Linked DNA regions of Mus musculus: region 1 is linked to region 2. Evidence: chromatin loops called from intact Hi-C (ENCODE). Cell type or tissue: gastrocnemius. All regions are shown on one strand. Each heading gives the region's core, and the rest is flanking DNA. Links, peaks and the distances in the headings are about the cores only.

Region 1 (2,910 bases), core at 212-2,711, 660 kb after region 2:
GTTTGGAGGCTGATTATGGGATGGATCCCTAGATATGGCAGTCTCTAGATGGTCCATCCTTTTGTCTCAGCTCCAAACGTTGTCTTTGTAACTCCTTCCATGGGTGTTTTGTTCCCAATTCTAAGAAGGGGCAAAGTGTCCACACTTTGGTCTTTGTTCTTCTTCAGTTTCATGTGTTTTGCAAATTGTAACTTATATCTTGGGTATTCTAAGTTTCTGGGCTAATATTCACTTATCAGTGAGTACATATCATTTGAGTTCTTTTGTAATTGGGTTACCTCAATCAGGATAATGCCCTCCAGGTCCAACCATTTGCCTAGGAATTTCATAAATTCATTCTTTTTAATAACTGAGTAGTACTCAATTGTGTAAATGTACCACATTTTTTGTATCCATTCCTCTGTTGAGGGGCATCTGGGTTCTTTCCAGCTTCTGGCTATTATAAATAAGGTTGCTATGAACATAGTAGAGCATGTGTCCTTCATACCGGTTGGAACATCTTCTGGATATATGCACAGGAGAGGTATTGCGGGATCCTCCGGTAGTACCATGTCCATTTTTCTGAGGAACCGCCATACTGATTTCCAGAGTGGTTGTACAAGCTTGCAATCTCACCAACAATGGAGGAGTGTTCCTCTTTCTCCACATCCTCGCCAGCATCTGCTGTCACCTGAGTTTTTGATCTTAGCCATTCTGACTGGTGTGAGGTGGAATCTCAGGGTTGTTTTGATTTGCATTTCCCTGATGACTTTTTAGAGTTTAATGAAAACTTTTATTCTTAAGAGCCACATTTTAGGTTCTGTGGGCCATGTGATGTCAATTAAGATGAATCAACTATAAAGCAGCTTCAAACAATATATAAATGGGATGTGTACTGTGTTTCAATATACCATTATTGTGAACACTGAAATATAAATACTATATGATATGCATGAGCTAAAAATATTCTTTTAGCTTTAATAAATTATTTATAGGTGACCTAAACCAGCAGGTTGTTCTGTAGTGATGGGGTCCTAAGAGAGAGGAGCAGGAGATCAGAAGATGAAGAGAGCATAATACAGAGAAAAGAAAGTTTAGGATCAAGTTTTCTTTCACAGTCTATTTGTTATGCCAAGCAAGTTTATTAAGAACTAAATTGGGACAGAGTCAGCAGAAAGTCTTGTTCGATGGACTAAGTTAGAGGGAAGTTAATTAGTGTTGCACGAAGGGAGCACTGGGTATCTCAGGAGCATTACAGACCAAACACACAGCAGCCTTGTGACTGATAACCATAATCCCCCTTGTGGAAAATGATGGCTTCGCAGGATCTGAAGCTATTTCTTTTTTTTAAACATCTGATTCTCCTCCAGGAAGAGTAACCCTAATAGCCATCCCTTTGAAAGCATGCCAGCATTAGGCTAGCCGTTAAGCCCATTTACTTGAATGCTTTGCCACTACAGGCTTTGTATTTATGGGAAATGGTATTTCTCTCTTTCTTTCTTCCTTCCTTTCTTTCTTTCTTTTTCTTTCTTTCTTTCTTTCTTTCTTTCTTTCTTTCTTTCTTTCTTTCTTTCTTTCTTTCTTTCTTTCTTCCTTCCTTCCTTCCTTCCTTCCTTTCTTTCTTTCTTTCTTTCTTTCTTTCTTTCTTTCTTTCTTTCTTTCTTTCTTTCTGGGCTTCTGAACAGTCAGGCAAAGACCACTTCCACTCAGATCAGTACTGCCATCTAGTGGTTAATGGTAGAGCAGAATGCTTTGTGGTAAACAGTGAAATTCAGCAGGCTTTTGGGACTCAGGAATCTATAGTGACTTTAAGGACGTTTCAGAACCTCTTCCACGATGGGTTTTAACTAGGGCTATTTATCCAAAGCACTCATGCCCCTTTCTTCGAATACCAATTGCGGATTGAATTTGGGAAGGGTCTGGATGATCACATGGCTGGCTAAGATGCACTTTGGTTCTCATGGAGAATCTCTGTACTAATTACAAATGCCCATCTCGTCCCTCTGAGCAACATTCGATCCAGAAGCAATTCTAAGCTTCCTGTGTGGGTGGCAAGGGTTCGATGCTAAGTTGGTATGAAGAAGTTAGAACTGGCTGCCACGGATGAGATAGGAAATCTACATGAAGGCTACAGAAGCTTGAAGGAGGCTGGGGCCTTCTTCTTGGCATCCCAGAGCACTTGTGAACTTCTAGTTTATTTTATTCGGGTTGACGGTGCCAGCATTTGTGATATTTTGTGGTTGGGCACCCTTCTGCTTTTTCTCATAGAGGATTTCCTGCAACATAAGTTCTTCTGTGGTAATAGAGCTGAGACATAACAAAAATGGACTAGGCTTTGGCTTGCTGATGGACTAAGGTATTTCTAGAGAAACTCACCACAGAGTTCTGAAAGATAGCTCTCAATTTTTTCAAAATTCCCAGTCCATCTAGCAGTCTGAAAATCTGAGTAAAGGTAGAGAAACTAACTCTGATATGATTCAACTTAGTTTCCAAAATGACTCAAAGAGCAGGAATTGATATATTCTTGGTAATATTTCCTGTTTGAGGGAGGAGGGCTCAGTGCTGTGATAGTGTGAATGTGAAGCCTTTTTGAACACTAGGTCCCTAGCTGGTGGTACTGTTAGGGAAGATTGTGGGACCTTTAGAAGGTGGAGCTTGCTGGAGGAAGTGCGTCACCGGAACTGAGCCTTTAGTTTTTATAGACTGGCCAGATTTCCTGCCCACTTTCAGCTTCCTGACTTGATGTAGTGTGAGCAGCCAGTCTCCCAATCCTGCCAGCATGCCTTGCCCACCAAGATGGAATGTATCCCCAGAAGATGAGCACTGTCGAAAATTTTAAAATCCAGTATCTCATTAATCTAATTTTAAGTCGTTCTGACCCTCACATTTATTTTTAGAGGCTTGTGCTCACTATGTAGCAATATTGTTTCA
Region 2 (2,910 bases), core at 305-2,804:
ATGAAGGCTGTGAATTCCATGGAGTACACTCACAACGGTTGCCAGAGTCCTTGAAAGGACTAGGCGGTGGAAGTTTAAGTGCGTCTACTTAATTATAGCACTTTATTCCACAAATAAGCACAAATATCGCTTGTTCATTAAAAAATACAAGTTGAGCGGGCGGTGGTGGCGCACGCCTTTAATCCCAGCCTTCAGGAGGCAGAGGCAGAGGCAGGCGGATTTCTGAGTTCGAGGCCAGCCTGGTCTACACAGTGAGTTCCAGGACAGCCAGGGCTACACAGAGAAACCCTGTCTCGAAAAACCAAAAAAGAAAAAATACAAGTTGACCTTTCAAGAACCTAAGGAGATGACTTAGAAAAACACAGCGACGTGCCTTACCCCTCGGAAGCGACACCCCGCGGTTCCCTAACTTCTCACCCTGAGCGGCTTACCGGCCGGCCGGCGGAGTTAAAAAACACCGCCTGGCCCGTAGGGGCGGAGACGGAGAGAAGGCTCGGGCGCCTATAGGCCGCGGAGCGAGAAGGGGTGGACCGACCCGCCCTTAAACACACCGCCCCGCACGTAGGGGCGGAGACGGAGAGAAGGCTCGGGCGGCTCGAGGCCTCGGAGCGGAAGGGGGTGGGAGCGATCCGCCCGACCTGACGACCGTTCCTCTCCTCAGCGCGAGCTTGCCTCGTGCTCCCGGAAGTCCCGCCTTCGGAACAGGAAGTAACGGCGCCCGAGAACGCCGGCTGTGACCGGACGTTAGCGGTGACCCCGCGTGAGGAAAAACCGCGGGTGCAGCCGAGCGACTTCGGCTGGGCGGTTCGACGCGCTCGCGGCCGCGCCGCGCGGGACAAGTCGGAGCGGAGACTTGGGGGCAGGGCGGCGCCCGGGTTCGGCTGGAGCCGGCGGCTGCCGAGTGAGTTCGGCTGGGCAGGTTGACGCGCTCGGGGCCGCGCGGCGCGGGACAGTCGGCGAGGTGACTTGGGGACAGGACGGCGTCCGGGTCCGGCTGGAGCCGGTGCACTGTGCAGACCGCGGTGCCGGTGGGACGCGCATAGACGGGAAGGCAACACTGGTGGCTTCCTGCCCTTCGCCGCTCCTTGCCTCCCGTTTTGGTGACTTTTTTTTTTTTAACCTTCCTATTTTCCCTGAGGCGCCTGCCCTACTGGGAACACGGGTTCGAGGCTAGTTCAGTGTATTTTCCCTTGGACCCCACCATCAAGACTACACCCGTCTTCACGACGTGGTTGCATCTTACAAGTTTCCAGACTCTGGCACGGGTCCCCAAATGGTGGCATAGGCTTCAAGGTATTTTCCCAATGGAGGCACTGTTTTCAAAGTGTCCCCTCACCACCCCCCACCCCCACCCCCGAACCAGTGCCCTACCTCTTACTCTCCCAAGGGATGGTGAAAAAAAGCCAGGGCCAGCCAGGATCAGAATAACAAGGGGATATCAACTGTTTAGCCTCCACGTTTTAATCTGATTTCTTGCTTTGGCAGCTGGGTATTTTAGATTGGGAGTGACCCCTGTGATTCCAGCCATGGGTGCCTCAGCATCTTCTCCTGCTACTGCAGTAAACGCCTCGAATGCTTCAGATGGTCAGCCAGCTTCACCACCTTCAGGATGCCCGATGCATAAAGGGCAAAGGAAAGGTAACTTGCCTGTCTCGAAAATTAAAAGAAAGCTAGTGATTCTAGAGCGGTGGTTCTCAAACCTTCCTAATGCTGGACCCTTTGACCCAGTTCTGCACGTTGTGGTGACTCAACCACAACATTATTTTCCTTTCAACGTCATTACTGTAAGTTTGCTTCTGTTCTGACTCGTCATGGAAATATTGTTGGAGATAGTGCGTTGCCAGAGGGGTCAACCCACAGGCTGAGAGCCACAGTTCTAGAGTTGTAGCTTGGTAGTGAGGCTTGCAAAGCGGGACTAAGGCACTCTGGGGCTGGTCCAATTTGGCTGCTCACTAGATATTATCATAAACAATTTTTTTTATATCTCACAGTCTGTCATCTATGCAATTTTTCCTTAAATCAGCCTTGTCTTTCCAAAGTTTACCAGTGCCTACATCAGTGGCTTTCAGCTATGCATGTAAAGAGCCATCATTGAATACATATTTTGGTTCTCACAACTGAGAGGAAATGGTTCTGCTGACATAGACTGGGGTGGTATTAGATAGTGCTAAATAGACATCATACAGCCTCAGACATGGAGTCTTTGGTCCATAAATAGTAAGGGTGCCAGAGCTGAATAAACCTCGGTGTAGCTGTTTGAAATACACTACTCCCATATCTGTTAAGGTCTTCATCTAGGTCAAAATCAGCCTTCACCAAGTGAATTTATAGAGCATTATGTCAGTGCTAGGCTGGAAACAAAACAGTTCTTTAATGAGTGCATGTCTGCTGTAGACAGTTGAGACCGGGACAGTGTTGTATGCTTACTGAATGTGCATGTTGTTGGGTCCTCATGCTTCCAGTGTCACCATTCCTCTTTCTCTCCTCGAGCCAACTTTCTCCAAGAGGTCAGCACTTATCCTGTGACAAGCATTGCTGGGTTTTGTTTCTTCACTGAGAGAGAAGTAGATATAGTAGACAAAAATTCTTTGCCCAGGAGAGTTTACATTATCATGTCTATAAACCAGTGTGACTGTTTTATAGCCAAGGAAAGAAACTAAAGCTCAGAGTAATTTATGTACTTCAAGTCATGTAGCTAGTAAGTGGCAAAGTTGGTGAAAATTCTGTGACCTTGGACAAGGACAGATCCCATGGTCTCCTAGTATTTCTCCTAGAAGTTGAGACAAATCAGACAAAGCACGTGTGTCTTTGCTCTGAGCTTCTTTCCTCAAGTAGTTCTCTGCATGATTTATATTTTATCTATTTTAAAGACTTGTCATCCTGGTTTATTTGCATTAGTAAGAATGTGAG

The links. Hi-C counts contacts between places; a loop is a spot of excess contacts. Peaks named below come from ENCODE experiments on the same cell type or tissue, not always from the same donor. Only the 100,000 strongest peaks of a DNase experiment are listed, where the experiment ranks them.
Region 1: a loop joins it to region 2, with 3 times the contacts of the local background. A loop is called at or near these places in 6 of 42 quality-filtered maps.

What each region holds. Positions count from the first base shown.
Region 1 is chrX:168,658,810-168,661,719 of GRCm38, reverse strand. All of the region lies in intron 10 of Msl3 (MSL complex subunit 3), which reads left to right. Among named protein-coding and RNA genes, the nearest start is that of Msl3, 14 kb to the left of the region's middle. In gastrocnemius, for the core only: a CTCF peak has its summit at 1,733 (motif pointing left); a DNase peak (open chromatin) is centred at 1,720.
Region 2 is chrX:169,318,166-169,321,075 of GRCm38, reverse strand. It overlaps Hccs (holocytochrome c synthetase), which reads left to right and starts at 704. Exons shown (of 7, transcript NM_001331049.1): 1 at 704-1,100; 2 at 1,486-1,638. The coding sequence starts at 1,527. Gm15246 (predicted gene 15246) reads right to left here and starts at 681. Exons shown (of 6, transcript NM_001361166.1): 1 at 379-681. In gastrocnemius, for the core only: no CTCF peak of the experiment used is centred there; DNase peaks (open chromatin) are centred at 623, 1,223 and 1,467; H3K4me3 peaks cover 2,136 bases; H3K27ac peaks cover 2,325 bases.